3 separate regions of the Mus musculus genome follow, and all the other regions are linked to region 3. The links are chromatin loops, found by intact Hi-C in ENCODE. Cell type or tissue: heart. All regions are shown on one strand.

Evidence for each region. A loop is a pair of places that touch in the nucleus more often than their neighbours do. Peaks named below come from ENCODE experiments on the same cell type or tissue, not always from the same donor. Only the 100,000 strongest peaks of a DNase experiment are listed, where the experiment ranks them.
Region 1: a loop joins it to region 3, with 3.0 times the contacts of the local background. A loop is called at or near these places in 2 of 42 quality-filtered maps.
Region 2: it touches region 3 in a loop (4-fold over the local background); 12 of 42 quality-filtered maps call a loop at or near these places.

What each region holds. Positions count from the first base shown.
Region 1 is chr8:11,088,483-11,090,982 of GRCm38, forward strand. No RefSeq gene overlaps it. Among named protein-coding and RNA genes, the nearest start is that of Irs2, 81 kb to the left of the region's middle. In heart, no CTCF peak of the experiment used is centred here; a DNase peak (open chromatin) is centred at 979; H3K27ac peaks cover 1,067 bases.
Region 2 is chr8:10,437,556-10,440,055 of GRCm38, forward strand. Myo16 (myosin XVI) reads left to right here. Exons shown (of 35, transcript NM_001319151.1): 18 at 1,244-1,361; 19 at 2,078-2,149. Among named protein-coding and RNA genes, the nearest start is that of Gm51561, 8.6 kb to the left of the region's middle. In heart, no CTCF peak of the experiment used is centred here; a DNase peak (open chromatin) is centred at 1,416; H3K27ac peaks cover 251 bases.
Region 3 is chr8:10,573,301-10,575,800 of GRCm38, forward strand. All of the region lies in intron 32 of Myo16 (myosin XVI), which reads left to right. Among named protein-coding and RNA genes, the nearest start is that of Gm32330, 99 kb to the right of the region's middle. In heart, a CTCF peak has its summit at 978 (motif pointing right); no DNase peak of the experiment used is centred here.

The sequences.
Region 1 (2,500 bases), 520 kb after region 3:
GCTGTAGTGACCCTTAACCATAAAGTCATTCTTGTTGCTAATTCATAACTGTAATTTTGTTACTGTTATTGATTATAATGTAAATATCTGACATGCAACATATCTGATAGGCAGGTTATCTGATTTGCAGGATATCTTATATGCAGGTTATATGATGTGCAAAGCCCTGTGAAAGGATCATTTGTCTCTGAAGGGGTCGCAACCCACAGATTGAGAACCGCTGTTCTAAAAAGGTAGACCATGGGGCTCTTCCTCCTTAAAAATTGAAATGATTGCAAAATATTAAGGAGAGACAAGATCTCAATGATAGGACCAACTTGGTTGCTATTAAAATTGCTTGTTTCTCCTCCCTTTGTCCGTGTGGCCTTTTGTGTCCTTGTCTGGAGGGGCCACAGACATAAAATGCTTAGCCACTTAGTACAGGCAGCATAGTGAGACCAGCATAGGAACTATGCATTATATAGAACTGCTTGTTTTCTACGCCCGCACAGGGCTATTTGATTAGATTACTGGAACACTTGATTTCCTCTGTAGAGTTCATGGTCTTTCTTGGTTTTCCCTAATTTTCATTTCTTAGACCAACTTTGAGGGAAACAGGTTTATGCAAAAACACTGGGCAAATAAATTGAAATCACATTGTGCAATATCTGCTGTCTATTTCATAACCCTAGATCCAGCCAGTGAGAATAATCAGCGATCTTTAGTGGGGGGAGGGTAGGGGGATACTTTTTAATGTTTCTGTTCAGTGGGAAATTCCAAGCCTTTTTTGTGTCCCATCTATAATAGGTAAACTTTTTACAACCACAGGTGCTAGCACAACCAAAGACTAAATCTCTACTCCTGGGGAAGAATGCTTGGGAGAGGAATCGGACAGGACCTGCTGCCAGGAACCGCCTCCTCAGCTCCTGGCTTCTTGGAGCCTGCTTATGGTTGGGACATCCAAGGACCTGGCTCAGCTGTGCCCAGCGGCTCCACCAAGCCTGCCAGAAAGGAAGCCTCCCACTGCTGTGACCAGTAGGAGCTAAGCAAGCCTCGTCTCGACTGGCAGGCACCTCACACATAATCCCCCAGCCTCAGCTCCTTGGCAGTCACGCCCATAGCTGACTCCAGGGTGTCGGCTGGCTGGGCTTACCAGCCACTCCTTCCATTCTCGGTGCCTGTGCCTTCTGCAGAGCACGGGCTCAGGGGCTCAGCATCACCCACAAGGCTCCTCAGAAGGGATGTCCCCAACTGTGTCAGTGCTGAGGATACCATTGATTTTATCTTTATATGATTATAGATCTTTTTCTACACAGGCATTCTGCTACCACTTGAGGTCCTTTCAGGATATTTATGATCTGTAGCTGTCGGAAGCCCACGTCTCTAAGGACCTACAGACCATCCGTGCCCATAGCTTATCTAAGCCCAAGGCAAGCATATATTGGTGTAACATTTGCTATGATGGCCAGTTGTCCATGAAAGGATTCTAAGTTAACCTGATCATTCAGAGGCACTGGTCCAGGTGGCTTTACAACACTGAGGTAAGATCTTCAGTCTTCCGGGAAGAACAGAGTCCGCTTTCCTAGTGTGAGGCCCTCATATTAGTGAAGATTAACATGGTTAGGGCTCACCCCTCAGGGAATGACGACAGCATGGAGGTAAATGGAGTCATCTTGGCTCCTTCCTGCTTCTGCATGCACAAGAAGCCAGGGAAGGTTGTGCATAGGATTCTCCCTACATCGAGATGCCCCCAGTTTCCACTCAGCATCCAGATGACTGAAAATGCTAGGTCTGGTTTGGGTAGTTACTCTGTTGCTAAGCTGGGGTGTTCATGTTGCTCCCTACAGATCTCTCATGGGGTATTTGTCTGTTATGTGACTCAAGTCTATGGTCCCTCGGTCATCCTAAACTTGTAACTCGGGCAAAAACAATCAAGCAAGTTAGCCTTTCACCTCAGAAGACAGCAAGCAATGGAATGACAAGCCATATTTCCAAAGGCTCCACCATCCTTCCCTGGAACAGAGGAATGCAGAAGGCTTGTCATTTGTTGAAGAGATTACAAGGTGGCTCCTGCTGAGGGTCTCATCCTGAGGTTTTTCAGGAGCCTTGACACAGCTGGCCTTCAGCTGGGAGCTGGGGTTGGGCAAGGAGCCTCCACCAAGGGATGAGTACCAGCCACACAGACTGTAACATCCCTATACCTTCTGATCCTCTTTCCCCATGACGCAGCTGAATCAGAAGGAGCAGAACTGTGCCCCACCGATGCCCGACGCAACAGCCCATGCTGCTTGCTTTATGGGAAAGATGGCTTGTGGGGCTGTATAGGAGCTGTTTCCAGTTCAGCCTAGCCTGTCATAGTGGCATCAACAGACTCCAGATGTCATGTTCACATTTTGCCAGATGTTGAGATGCCCTGCGATGCGGAGGCAGGGCGTGGCCTAACGCGCTCTGATGATCACTTTGAGGATGGTTTAAGGAAGGAGAGGATGCTGACTGACTCGGTCCCATAGGAGCCAACATG
Region 2 (2,500 bases), 140 kb before region 3:
TCTTGTTCTTTTGACCCTGGTTATTCAATTTCTACATGTCTGTCTTTTTCTGGCCCTGCCCACTTGCATGCTCTGTATTAGCGCTGGCTTCCGTGATGTCTCTTTTCTTATCCTCACTCCCCAACCTGGAGTTTCTAGATCCTGTAGGGAACAGGAACACAGACAGGGGCAGGGCACCATTTTACCAAAATATCATCCACTTGGAAACGCCTTTCAAGTTCCACAATTGATCCTCAAAGGCAGGACAGGCAAAACACACCTGCTGACTGGCATAGCTGATGGAGACGGCAGTGCATTTACACAAACGGCCTGATGTCCATCCCTTCATCGTAAGCCTTTGAAGCAATGTGAAGAACAAAATCTGTTCCACTTTGGAGTGGTGGCCTTAGTCCATGACAATTCAAAGGATAGTATTTCTGGCCGATAAGGCCTTCAGAGCAAAATCTGCAAGGGCTTGTGTTTCTTAGAGCAAAACCTGCAAGGGCTTGTGGTTCTTTGAGACTACTTTGCAGAGAAGCCTCCATCTCTGCACCAACCATATCCAGTAGCAGGCAAGCTGACAAGGCAGGGGGACACCACTGCACCACTACAGACAAAAGCGGGACCCCAGAACTCCTCCTCCTTCCATGGGGAGTTTTCCTCTGATTCAGTTTCACTGCATTATATCGTGGGTTATAGTGAACACTCAAAGCTCTGTCTTCCTCACTGAATAAATCATACCCCCCCCCCCCGAGAACAGCACAGGCCCTCCTTGCCTGTGTAGAGGTGACTACCTTGCAGAGTCCAGTGGGAAATGCTGCCTTCTGTTAATTATGGAATGCTATACCTAAGAATTGCTTGAGATCAGTACCTCCAGGTGCTTACTTTATAAATGGGAAAGTGGCAATTCCCAGCTTCAGGTCCCACTCTTCCCTCAGTTCCAGGCTTCCAGACCAGGCCCTCCTCTCCTGTTCCCTGCACCCATGTGCAAGAACAGCTTGGGACAGTGGGGTGTTTCCTGCAAGTGATTGGACTACAATCACTATTTATATATATATATAATAATGATTATCCAGAACACACTGATTCATACCAGAACAGCAATTTAGGGCAACGCACATGGAGCTGAGATTTGATTTTGAGCAGTTTCTTGAATCTCCCACTGTGGGTCTGAAGAGTGGCAAGCCCAACCCCACCAGAATGCTCCCGGTTGCTTGGAGCTCCCACCTCTGAATTATTCTATCTGTTCTCTGTAAACACTTAGGAGGTGGAAAACCTATTCGTTATCCTATCGGCGATACTACACATCGGAGACATTCAGTTCACTGCACTAACAGAAGCTGACTCGGCCTTTGTCTCTGACCTCCAGCTTCTGGAACAAGGTCAGTGGAGCACCACCACCTTGATGGCAAAGTCGTTGGGGGTGCAGTTTCACAGTTTTGCCAGCAGATGGCGACACAGCACAGAATCCGGCTGGCTGCAACAATCACTAGCTGGTCTGAAGTCTTGGGGGGAGGGGAGAACCTCTTTCTTTTCTCGAAAGGGGGTGGTTGACAAACGTGCTTTCGTGGTCCCATTCTGCACAGGGGTATCATCATATACTTTAGATCATTTGATATTATTAGAATATTCTTTGCCCCAACCTGCTGTCCACACAGTATTTGGAGAGGAGTCGTTAGCTAAACATTATAAACTCACAATTACTTTCCTTTAAACACCATGTTCAAAAGCCCCTCTTGTTTGATATTGTTTTCATGGTCACATCTAGTTTTAAAAAAATATCCTCAAACCACGGGCTTCCAATAAATGGCCTATTTTCACCTGTTTCAAAGTTATTTTAATAAGGAATTTGGAAAAAAATAATCCAGCCCTATCTACAAGGGTGGTGAAGGGGAAAATATGTCCTTACTAAATCCAGACAGACACAAGATCCCACCAGTGTCTGGAGTACTAAGGCATTTCTCTAGATGAGTTTAAGCCAGAGAGTAGAAGTTGCTCTCCTTCTAACATGAAGTATGCACACAATGGACACAAATCGCAGTGTTCTTAGTGTTGAAATGCATGGTGCTTTCTTATTTACAGCTGTGTTTGATTTCAGTGGCAGGTATGTTGCAAGTGTCGACCGACGAGCTGGCATCCGCCCTAACAACTGATATTCAGTATTTTAAAGGTAAGTCCTTGTGCAACCTGACTTTTACCTTTGTACAGTCCCTGGGCTTCTTTGAAATGGGGAAATTAAACACAGCCTTGCCTGTCTCCACACGGGGGAAACTGTTTGCATGGACTGAGTGCCAGGAGAAAGCACTGAAAGGCTGCTGTATGGGAACCCTGCCATGCTCCCGGGAGATCATTCTGAGTAACTAGCCCCCTTCCTAATCAACCTGTCAGTTCAGAAAAACAAAGCCATCAATCTAAGAGGATGTATTCTCATAAAACATGGATCTTCATGGGGGAGGGGTGCGGCCTTCTCTCTGCCTTTCCCCGCTCAGAATGGGGGCTGTCATTTATTTGGTGTTTATGA
Region 3 (2,500 bases):
CACTAAACTGTCAGTGAATTTCCCGTTGCAGGTATTTTGAACACAAATGTGTTATGCAATAGTAAGGGAGAAATTGTGTACAGAAGTAAGGTCGGTTCTCTGGTATATAATTCTATCCCAGGACTATTCTGGAGACCTCCTTGTAGGATTTCATGAATAACAGTGTACATTAAAATAGTTCACTTTCTGTTTATCTTTGAGACAGAGTCTCAATTTGTAGCCTAAGCTGACCTCCAACTTATGGCAACCCTCCTGCCTTAGCTTCCAGAGTGGTGGGATTTAACAGGCACAAGTCAACATTCCAGGCTTTAGATTTTTCTTGTGAGCTAAATAATCATGGACATTCTAATAATACAGAACACAGAGTTGGGGGTGGGGAGAGGCACATAGACCTGACTGAAAAGATTAGCCATGTTGGACTAACAGCAGTGGGGGGCTTCAGGCACCATTTTTAACAGCCTGCTGCTCCCACACTCTATTCTGAGTTAACTACTACGAATATGCCCATAATACAGGTGGGGAAACAGAGGCTCAGAGAAAAGATAAGCTTGCCTAGTGTTCCTCTACAAAGCCTGACAGAGCAGTGGGTCTGTCCAGTACAGCTCTTTCCACAATTCTTTCCTTGATGCTGCCTGAGAAAAGACCAGGGGTAGAGGGGTTAAATACATATTTTATTGCTTCCGTGTGACAGTAACAGTCACAGAGCTTGGGTGAGAAAACTCAAGACTGTTGAATATGTACTTTTCGGGTTACAGGTAAACAGTCCTATAAATTCCAGAGACAGAATTAGACCAGTTAAGCCATTGAGGTGAAATATGACCAGATAGTTATTTGCCTTTGCCCTGTAAGAGCTAAAGTTTCAGCTAACTGCCACAGGGTTTTCTTCTGATGATCTGAGAATCACCATGCTAATTATTTCTCGTTGCTTCCTTTGAAAATGTGAGGCCCTTTTCAAATGGCAAAGGAGGCTTGGCCAGGACACCAGGAGGCGCTATTGCTCTGAGTGGTAGTTCCCGGCATGTTTGTCTTTATGGACTCTTAACTGAAAGTCACTGAACAGGATCCCAGGAAGATGGGGTATCCACGGAATACAGCGTGTGGTAGAAGTCTGAGGAGAAAAGTAGAAGGGAGCCAGACAGAGCTAAGATGAGTTTGATTCACAAGTTATTCCCTTAAAACACAACGAAAGCACAACACTCATTTCATTATTCCCTGACCCCGTGAATCCAGAGCGTTCCAGATGTAAACAAGTACTTGGAAATGATTACAGCAGAAGACTACTATAACATGTCTTCCATACAGTAGCTGGGTTGACTACTGTATGGAAGCTCTACCTTCTGTAGAGGCCAAGAGGCACATAGAGGCTTAAATATAGACGGAGGCATAGATATACAGATATTTCCTAGATCCAGAGCCTGGTAGCACTTTCATTTAAGGCTTGCTTAATCCAAGTAGAAATCATCATAAGTTTCTGATATTCTACTCGATTATATAAACATTTCAGATAAAGAATATTTTGAGTTTGGAAGTCTGTATTTTATAAATTAAATCTTACAGAACCGTGTTTTTATTTTCGAATACTGTTTGTTTTAGAAGGGCTTTAAAGTTGGCCTGTGGAAGGTTTTGAGTGTACTGGAGGGAATAGGTTACACAAGTAAGTACCTTGTGGTCTGGGATGCTTTGTCTTTCTTTTCTCACACCACTCCCCATCACTGGGTGAACTGGAAGTGCACGCTGGGGCTCAACCTTTGTTAATATTTATAAATACCTCATGTTTACGTTCTTCAACAGGAAAGGTATATTCTTAAGTGTCTTTACCTCAGACAGTCACTGCACCCAGTCTAGGCCCATAGGGTGCCCACTACCCACAACAAGGCTGATTCTGGAAGCTAGGGTTCACTATTCATTGTATAACCACAGCAGTTTGCATGCCACAAAACAAAACAAAACTAAACTAAACTAAAAACAAAAAACAAACTCCCAACAAGATTCCCCATTCCATCTTGTCTTACGCAGGAAAATAAAGGCAGCGGCGGTATCTTGATTCAACATTTTACAAAGCGTTGATGCTTCTGTGACAGGTACAATGCTGTACCCTAGACACTGCTTAGCAATGAGAAGCAAGATGGCGCCCGCTTCCTGGCTGACCAGCAGGATTGGTGTCTGCTTACTCATGCTCCTTGTCTGCAAGTGCCTACTCTCCACTGGTGGTGTGAAATTTGAAGCGGAAATTCCAATGTTATTGTTGTTTAATCCGATACATTCAAATGAGTTGGCACCACACGGAATTAGTCTGCCTCATGCAAATCTTGACCTCAAATAATAGGAGGCATCTCCCCGGCCTCTTGCCCATGGATAGATCTTGTGCTGTCTTGTCCGTGGCTGCTCTGGTTTCCTTCCACCCAGATGCCGCTCTCTGTGGTGATGTACTTGGGTGTCTGCATGCTCCTTGGTGCCTGTGAAAGGTAGCTCCAAGGCTCATGAATATTTCTAAGGCTGT